2 separate regions of the Homo sapiens genome follow, and region 2 is linked to region 1. Evidence: chromatin loops called from intact Hi-C (ENCODE). Cell type or tissue: mammary epithelial cell. All regions are shown on one strand.

What was found. Peaks named below come from ENCODE experiments on the same cell type or tissue, not always from the same donor. Only the 100,000 strongest peaks of a DNase experiment are listed, where the experiment ranks them.
Region 2: it touches region 1 in a loop (6-fold over the local background); 2 of 110 quality-filtered maps call a loop at or near these places.

Annotation. Positions count from the first base shown.
Region 1 is chr7:134,610,133-134,615,132 of GRCh38, reverse strand. No RefSeq gene overlaps it. Among named protein-coding and RNA genes, the nearest start is that of BPGM, 34 kb to the left of the region's middle. In mammary epithelial cell, CTCF peaks have their summits at 882 and 2,759 (motif pointing left); a DNase peak (open chromatin) is centred at 962; H3K27ac peaks cover 1,780 bases.
Region 2 is chr7:134,753,347-134,758,346 of GRCh38, reverse strand. The region is part of intron 1 of LOC124901750 (a long non-coding RNA gene); the gene reads left to right. It also overlaps a transcript of CALD1 not described here. Among named protein-coding and RNA genes, the nearest start is that of CALD1, 24 kb to the left of the region's middle. In mammary epithelial cell, a CTCF peak has its summit at 2,725 (motif pointing right); no DNase peak of the experiment used is centred here.

The sequences.
Region 1 (5,000 bases):
TACATTTCAAACATTAATAAACAGTATTCACAAAGAGTAAACCATTCTACAGTAGAATTATTTTCATTTTTGATAGACTTTCTAGACTGGAAGATGAAGTGAGTGCCGCAAAAATTGTAGATGTGACTTGAACAAAGCATTTGGCAAGATATCTCATGATTTGTTTTAGAAAATATGTAATAGGCCGGGCGCTGTGGCTCATGGCTGTAATCCCAGCACTTTGGGAGGCCGAGACGGGTGGATCACAAGGTCAGGAGATCGAGACCATCCTGGCTAACACAGTGAAACCTCATCTCTACTAAAAATACAAAAAATTAGCTAGGCGTGGTGGCAGGCATCTGTAATCCCAGCTACTTGGGAGGCTGAGGCAGGAGAATCGCTTGAACCCGGGAGGCAGAGGTTGCAGTGAGCCAAGATCAGGCCACTGCACTACAGCCTGGGTGACAGCGAGATTCCATCTAAATATAAAAGAAAAAAAAAAAAGAAAATGTGTAATAATATGAACTGGATTCTAGATCAATTAGGTGAATTCACATCCAGTTGAATGACCATACCAAAAGAGTTCTGTTTAATGAATTCTCTTTCAACCTGTTAAGAGGCTTCTTGTGGCAGGTCACAGGGCTCAGTGTTGTCTCCTGTCCTACTTAGGCTTTTTAGCAATGTCTTCAATAAAGAACATCACTGGAAAATCAATCTAATTTGAAGAAGATATGTGGAGTGGTGATGGAACAGGATAGTTAATGTGCTTAAAGGCTACAATGAAGAAAATGAATCTAACAAGATGGAATTTACTGGGTATGAGAGGTCCTTTACTCAGATCTAGAAAAGCAAACAGCTCTCCAAGATCTGGGTGGGGAAGAGATGGCTCAGCAGCATCACATGGAGGAAAAAGAGGCTCAGGGGTTTCCTTTGGCTAGAAGCTAAATGAGTCAACAGCAACTTGTGGCGCTATACCAAACCAAACCAAAGAAAAACAAAACCCCGAAGAAATCCTTAGCCTGGAAAAACAGAATTGTTGCATCTAAGCCAAGAGGAAGAAGCCCTTTTGTTTCTCCTTCATTAGTCAGCTCATATCTGAGGAACTGAATGTTGTTTGAGGTATTGCATCATAAACGGACAGAAACAAACCATAGGTGTCCAGAAGAAGAAAACAGGAATGGATAAGGATGACACCATCTCATAGGAAGAATATCTGTAGGAATGGGGAAAGAAATTAATGGGAGGATATACTATGTCTTCTTTTAGCAGGGCAGGGAGGGATAGCCATGGTGAGTGTTTATAGGACAGATATTACTTACTCTGTGCCACTCTCTTGTGTAGGAAAACAACAGAGAGGAAACTTGATATTGAATATCTACTCTGTGCCAGGAAGTGGTAGTCATTTTAAATGTGTTGTTCTACTGCATCCTTCCACTAACTTTCTCAGACAACTGATGGATTTCTAACACCTTAGCAACTTTCTAATAACTCTATTCCTTCTGATGATTAAGGAATGGGGAAGCATATGCTTGTTAATGTAAATGCGGTGTTTTGATACTGGACTCCAGTATTCAACTTGAAGGTTAAGTGATCAGCTCCAGAGGTAAAGAACCCTTGGCACACAGGGTCTGACACAGAGGTATACCATTCACTTCCTATACTCAGACCAAGATCAGACTGGGATGGGGTAGTGGGTGGACTTCAGCGAAAGAAAGACTTATTGGAGGATGCCAAATTCAGAAGTGGTGCCTGAGTAACAGGGCCCTGTCTGTTCCCACCTCAACTATGCTGACTGGCAGATGCAGCAAGAATTTTGGGCTGTCTCTTTCCACTAAGTCCCTCCCATCAGAATGTACTGATAGTTACCCCAGTCACTGCTGTGCTTCCCAGCTCCCTTCCCACTGTCCCTTAGTGGAGTCTTACTCCCAATTCCTCTATCTTGAGGTTCAGTTTATAAATAAGAATTTAAATAAATTATTTTTAAAACACCAAGGGAAATATTAGAATTTCAATCAATCTTTCTTATGCTGCCTGATATGGTTTGGCTGTGTCCCCACCCAAATCTCATCTTGAATTGTAGCTCCCATAATTCCCACATGTTGTGGAAGGGGCCCAGTGGGAGATAATTGAATCATGGGGACAGTTTCCCCCATACTGTTCTCATGGTAGTGAATAAGTCTAATGAGATCTGATGGTTTTATAAGAGGAAACCCTTTTCGCATGGTTCTCATTTTTCTCTTGTCTGCCACCTTGTAAAATGTGCTTCTCGCCTTCTGCCATGATTGTGAGGCCTCTCTCAGCCACGCGGAACTGTAAGTCTATTAAACCTCTTTTTCTTTATAAACTACCCAGCCTTGGGTATGTCTTTATCAGCAGCTTGAAAATGGACTAATATACTGCCTTAGTCTGTTCCTGCTGCTATAACAAAATGTCTTAGATGGGGGAATTTATAAGCAATAGAAATGTATTTCTTACAGTGCTAGAGGCTGAGAAGTCTGAGATCATGGTGCTGGCAGCTTCAGTAATTGGTGAGGGTGCCTTCTTGCAGCATCCTCACATGGCAGAAAAGACAGAAGAAGCTAACAGGTGCCTTCAAGTCCTTTAATAAGGGCACTAATTTCATTGATGAGGATGGAGCCCTCGCTACCTCCCAAAGACCCCACCTCTTAATACCATCACCTTGGGTGTTAAGGTGATCACATCCAACATGTGAACTATGTATGCAAACCATAGCATACGCCTACCTATAATGTATAAATCCTGCCACCTTGTGTCCAAGACTTCAGATATTGGCCAAGTATGTTTTTCAGGCTTTGTTTTCCATTATATCTCTTCATAGATTCTTTGTTTCATCTAAATTGGATTACTCATTTTTAGTATACTGCCATACCTTTTCCTATTGTTCTCTATACTCAGAAATCATTTTTTCTGTATATCTTTCAAAACCACACTCAGCATGTCAACTTCTGTTTAAGTATAACCTGTTTCATTAAGCTCTCTTTGAACAGCCGCCCCCCATGGCCATGGATGAGACATTTATTTCCTTCCTTGAGCGCCATAGTGAATGGCTAAAGCTCCTGTATGGCATTTATGTTACTACTCTCCAGTCTCCAAAACCGGTTCACATATTACGGTATGCAGAATTAATGTATTTGTGTTTATAAAGGACAGAATGTCTAGTAATTTCATATTGCACAATAGCTTATTTTAACCCATTTCCTAAATGGAAAAAAAAAATCAAAGAACGAAGAGGCAGTAACTCCATTTTGCACTGCAATACTTGTACAGCTTGTTATTTGAACTGTCTGTAATTGGTAGTGAACAATGAGGAAACAGCTATTTTTCTTGCACCACTGCCTTCAAAAATACCACTGGGGCCAGGCATGGTGGCTCATGCTTGTAATTCCAGCACTATGGAAGGCCAAGATGGGAGGATCACTTGAGCCCAGAAACACAAGACCGGCCTGGGCAACATAGTGAGACATTGTGTCTACAAAAATGAAAAAATTAGCCAGGCATGGTAGTGTGCCCCTGTAGTCCCAGCTACTCAGGAGGCTGCGATGGGAAGATTGGCTGAGCCAGGGAGGTTGAGGCTGTAGTGAGTTGAGATCACACCACTTCACTGCAGAGCAACATCTTGTCCCCCAACCCCAGAATACCATTGGTTCTCCTCTCTTCCCTGTTCCTTGGAGATATCATAGGCAATCACTTTCCAGCCACTATTGTGTGTTAAAACAATCTGACTTTTCAGGTACTAAAATGTACTATCTGGCTAAAAACTTCAAACTGTAATGCATTTCAACATGTTTCCCCTCCCACAGTTCAGAACTGATTTTTGGTTGATGGATTTAACAGAGGGAAGAAGGCGTGTGGTCTGTTCTTTCATTCTCCTTGCTCTTTGCTTTCTCCTCCCCGAGCTTGTCCTGGTATGGATAGCTGGAGCCACTGCTAATAAACTGCTAAAATAGCTCCTTGCAGCTTGTAAACAATTATGTCTGCAGTAAATGAGGTAGAGATGCTGGAAATTCCTTGGCAGAGGAAGGGATCTAAAAGTTCAGAAAGGTAGGCATGTTAGAACTGATGTATTGTGAGACACCAAAGAACCACTAGATGATTATGTTTCCCATGAGGACCCAGAGGATGCTCTCTTTACTAAAGCAATAAGGAATAAAGCATTCATAAAGGAGGCACTAGCACCTTGAGAAACTCAATGTTGTGTGTCCTCTGTAGGTCAAGATTGATAGTAGGAGACACTCTCAGAAACTGGGCTCCCTGGTGTCAATAAGAATGATAGGATCTAGAATAGCCAGATGACAGCATAAAACTGTCGAAAGGTAGGATTGTTGAAATTAGCTGCTGCGTTAATTTCCACAACAACCTTGCAGGAAGACAGGTATACTCAATTACCCTAATGGGTAACAAGGCCAGAGTAACAACTAGGGAGCCTAAGACTAATAAACTATGGTATCCTAGCAGCTACATACATTAAGATATTGTTTGATTAATAATCTGAAAAACACCTTGGGTTGGTCAGCACATGATAGGGAATCATGATCTCTTGTCCCGTTTTAAGAACTAAGGCCATTTTAAGACTTAGAATACACTGATTAAAGGGCCATGTCCCCTTGAGGAAGTGCCAGCAATGCCATAGCAAGTAGTTAAAGTAGCTATTCACAATCTTTCCTCAAGTAGCTACTTGCTGCATCCTGAAGTGATTTGTGTCTTCCTCAAACACTTAAAGGATGCAGGAGTGATTCTCCCCATGAAAACCCATTCAATTTACCAGTTTGGTCCTTGTTTGAACTAGACAGATGATGGACCTTGATCACCTGGACATTCTGGTCATTGTTCCACTATTTTGATGAGATCATGCCAAGCAGACCTGGTAGCAAAAAGTGACTAGAGTTCTCAATGCCTAAGTAAGGCATCTGCACCTCAGGTGATAGAAGATAAGCCCTACAAATATTCAAGGGCATGACACATCTGTGAAATTTTTAGAGGTGCCTTGATCTAGACCAGGG
Region 2 (5,000 bases), 140 kb before region 1:
TGTGTGCCTATATATTTATAAATGAAATATACTAGAGTCAACAGGCAGTCATCCCAGTTCTAAAATGAGATGGTTCAACAAGAAAGTCCCTAAAGTGTTTTCAGTTCTAACAATCCATAAGTCTTGGAGTTTTGACTTTAGCTTTGCATCATCTCACACAGGCTTTAGGAAAGAAGCATAGAGTTGCACACAACAGTCTGAATCAGCTAGCATCACCCGCACACTCAGCATGTGGAATGTACTTGTAGAAAGTTTCTGGGTGGGCCCACGTAAACTGTGTTTGCTATACTGAACAGAGTCCCTGTGCTCAGCTGGTTACAAGTTTGACTCAAGGTACGAGCCTTGCATTGTCATCAAATAGATGCCTGTGCAGAATCAATAATACCTGTGTGGATAAGCAAGCCATCCTCCTGTAGAGCCATTCTGAAAGTTTTGCTGGACTCCTTTTTTTTTTTATTTTTATTTTTTTAGACGGAGTCTAGCTTTGTCGCCCAGGCTGGAGTGCAGTGGTGTGATCTCTGCTCACTGCAACCTCTGCCTCCCGGGTTCAAGCAATTCTCCTGCCTCAGCCTCCCGAGTAGCTGGGATCACAGGCGCGCACCACCATGCCCGGCTAATTTTTGTATTTTTAGTAGAGACAGGGTTTCACCATGTTGGCCAGGCTGGTCTTGAATTCCTGATCTCGTGAACCACTCACCTCGGCCTCCCAAAGTGCTGGGATTACAGGCATGAGCCACTGCACCTGGCCTCCATATTTTTAAAATAGTCATACAGGAGACCATTTGAACTCTTGTAAGACAAACCCTGATAAGAACTCAGGCCTGGAAACTGCTAGAAGTCTCCAGGCTAATTACATGAGTAACGTTTGCAGTCTGTGGAATGAGGTCTTCAAGGAACACAGACCTGCAAATTGTAAGCATCAACAAGCGAACATACAGGATAGATAGTAGGATCTATCTATAGGCAGAGCCAGGAGGATCTTTTTGGATAGAGAAACGTAGAGAATGGAAGTGGGAGGTGGAAGGAGAACAGTACTGTGCACTGCACAACTCCAGGGGTCGTCATTCACATTCTAGTCTACGTAGGCTGTGCTCTCCAGAGAGAAGGAAGAGTAAAGTAAGTGCAGTTTTCATTCAGTTGCACCATATGGAAAGCCAATATGGAGAATAATGTTTATGCTTCAGGGGTTTATTTGATAGCCAATAACTAAACAACTAAGTGTCTCAGGCTTAAAAAAAAAGCCCAAGAAAAAAACTAAATTGACTCAAAATTTTCTGGCAAAGAAAGCAATTCATGCCAAGTTCTAATACCATATGCCTTAAAACAGCAAGAGCAAAACAGCTACTCTGAATGAAGCAAATCAGTAAAGTGCCTAGAAAAATGAGCGTAAGTGGCGGTTTTCAAGTTACGCATAGCGCTACTTTCAGTCATTCTGCATATATTTATTCACTGACTACTATTTGTCAAACTGTGCTATTGGATGGCATTTAAGGTTCCTACGGGCCCATGGAAAAGCTCATATTTATATTTTTGAACTCTTGTTCTAAATTATCAGTTTACTTAAAAGATATATGAATTAATTTTATTAATACACTATGAATCAAGTTATGAGTTTCAAGTCATAATAATATTCAGGAAGAAATAAAATCAAGTTGGCTGCTTCACTGGACACCAAGATCTGATCTAAGAATCATGCAGGTCCTCAATGTGGGAGCTTTAAAAGATAACAAAAGGGTTATTTAGACTGAGCCTCCTGTCAGAAGTGAGAACTCCATATAATTTATAATACATAGTTTATTATAACATCAAGTTATATACTATGAATTAAACTTAATATAGAGTAGATTTTTATTTAAACCCAAACTCTCACTAATAGATCATGATAACCCATGACTACTGTAGCTAAATGAATAATTTCTCCAAATATAATTTTAATCATAAGAACAGAATTCAGAGCCTCAAAATGGACCTACAAATATAGGAAAAAAATGCCATATGATAGAGATAGTATTTAATTTTTGAATTTTTTAGTTTTAGGTTTTTTTTAATTTTTAGTTTTTTTTTTTTTTTTTTTGAGACAAAGTCTCACTCTCGTTCCCCAGGCTGGAATGCAATGGTGCGATTTAGGCTCACTGAAACCTCCGCCTCCCAGGTTCAAGCAATTCTTCTGCCTCTCACCTGTAATCCCAGCACTTTGGGAGGCCGTGGCGGGTGGATCACCTGAGGTCAGGAGTTCAAGACGAGTCTGGCCAACATAGTGAAACCCTGTCTTTACTAAAAATACACAAATTAGCAGGGCATGGTGGTAGAGGTAGTATTTTAGTTAAGGGATGTCTTTTGGATGTCTATTCAATAATTTGTTGGTATTATTGGTTATCCATTTGGACAAAGATAATGTTTAGATCCCTATCTCACATCATCCACCAGTCATTTCCAGATAGATTAAATATATGAGCATAAAAAGTAAAACTATAAAAGAATCAGAGGAAATACAGGAAAATGTTTTACTTTGGGTAGGAAAGATTATCTTAAACAAGACTCAGAAGGCAAACAACACAAAGGAAAAGAATGATAAATATGACTAGAAAAACAACTTCTACACTGTGAAAAATAACACAAGTAAAATGTAAAGACAAGAGACAGAGTAAGGATAAAATATTTACATATTTATCACAAACAAAAGCTGACTGCCAGTTATGGCTGTGCAGGCTGTGTACTGTACACCACCGGGGGGAGCCATTCAAGTAGACTACAATGTGAATTGTGCCCTGAAGGAAATCCATAATCTATAAATCACTCCTATATCAATAAGAAGAAAGATAAGCCACCCAATAGAAAAATGGGCAAAGAATATGGGAAGTGGATTCATAGAGGAGTAAAACCAAATAATAGTAGGCATACACAAAAATGTTCAATCTTACTTGTAATCAATGAAAAGCAAATTGAAACAATAATGAAGCATATTTTCACCACGCCAGTAATGAAAAAAAATACTTAAATGCAAACAAAGAAATACCATTCCAGAGAAGCAACATTTGAAATATGTGGCCGGGCATGGTGGCTCACGCCCGTAATCCCAGCACTTTGGGAGGCTGAGGCAGGCAGATCACTTGAGGTCAGGAGTTCAAGACCAGCCTGGCCAACATGGTGAAACCCTGTCTCTACTAAAAATACAAAAATTAACCAAGAGTGGTAGTGGGCGCCTGTAATCCCAGCTACTCAGAAGTCTGAGGCAGGAGAATAGCTTGAACCTGGGAAGTAGACATTACAGTGAGCCCAGATTGGGCCACTGCACTCCAGCCTGGGTGACAGAGTGAGACTCCATCTAAAAATAATAATAATAAAAAAAAAGTAAAATATATAGTAGTGTTGAGTAGAGTAATGTAAAATGGTATTCTCTTGCCTTACTAGGTGAGGTATAAATTTGACAATACCTATTTAAAATAAAAATTCATCTACCCTATTGTCTAACAATTTTACTTTTCCTGATCGTCTCTAAAGAAACCTTCACACACACATATAAGCTATACATTGTATTTATACAATTGTTTGTAATTGTATACATTGGAAACAGCTTATTTGTCCATAGTTAGCGTTTAGTAGTTGAGTAGAATGAACTCTATATGTGGTGAAATGAAAGATCTCCATTATAGACTGTTGAGTGAAAAAAAGTAATTTTCCTAATGATATATGTGGTATTATTCCAGTTATATAAAACACACATGAAGCAATATCATACATGTATTTTCTTGTATGTCAAGCAGTCCTTCCGGGACTACACATCTGTTAACAGAGGTACCTCTGGGAGCCAAAAGGGATTATACATGGATATCAGCAGTGGGTTTTAGGTTTACCTTTCATATTTGGTTGAAAATTAGAGCATATGTATTATTTTATAGACATTTTCTTTTCAACTCACACTTCTGTGCTTGTACCTTGAGACAAGGGTGGTATTAAAAAGTCATGAAGAAGACATGATACAGAATTTTTTAAATGACAGCAGCAATTTATAAGCGACAGTGGCCAATGCTAACATTTATAATACACACTTAGGTTTACCTAAAGAAGATGGTCTTACTCATCATTTTCTCTTCTCCCTTCTCTTTATAAAGTCTCTCCTTTCCACATCTCAGGCCCCAGCACAGGAACCTACCCCCTAGTCACCTAGGCTTTCTCTCTCTCACTCTGTTGTGACTTCCTCACCCAGGATTCAAACCCAGGCTGGTTTCATCCTATGACAAGAAGATGGCTATCTAGATGGATGGGCTGGGACTTCATCTCATCCCACAGAAGTTACGTGTTAAACAAATATGGTCAGGGCTGCCTGTGGAGATGTCCCCAGCCTCCTGCCAGAGAGAAGGGACTGGAAGTCAGAATCTAACTGAGATGGTTGAATCAGATGCCTGCTTCAAGTCAATGCAGCTAGGGGAGCTTGCAAAGCCAGAGTTTGCAACAGAGTGGGCAAATACTCAGAAGGAAATACAAATTTCTGGAGTCAGAGCAGGCCAGGGAGGGATCAGCCGGCATCTGGGTATCAGAAGCGTTAAATTATAGACAATAGCTACAAGACAATTTGTAGTCAAGGACCAGCACTACAAGGCAGGAGAATAAAGAACATGAAGGAGAAAGGGCAGCAAGAATGGGAAGAGGCCCCACCGTTGTCCTGTGTGCATTTCTGCATCTCTGCATCTCTGCCTTGCAAAGTCATAGTCTTTGCAAGGCAGGAGCCACCCTCAGGGCAGTTGGCCTAGACCAGTGCTTCTTACCTGGTGTGCTTTAAGAAAACTAGTAATGCCTAGGCTGCATCCCAGTCTAATTAAACTAACATTTCCTAGGTGGAGCCGGATGTCAGTATTTTTCAAAACTCCCCAAGTGATTCTCCAGGACTCAGATGCATTGCCCTGGCCTTACAAATTTAGAGTTGGTGATTGGTGGCACCTGGCAGAGGTGAGGCATACAAAGCGTAGAGAATCCTGGGAATTCACTCCCTCAGAACAATT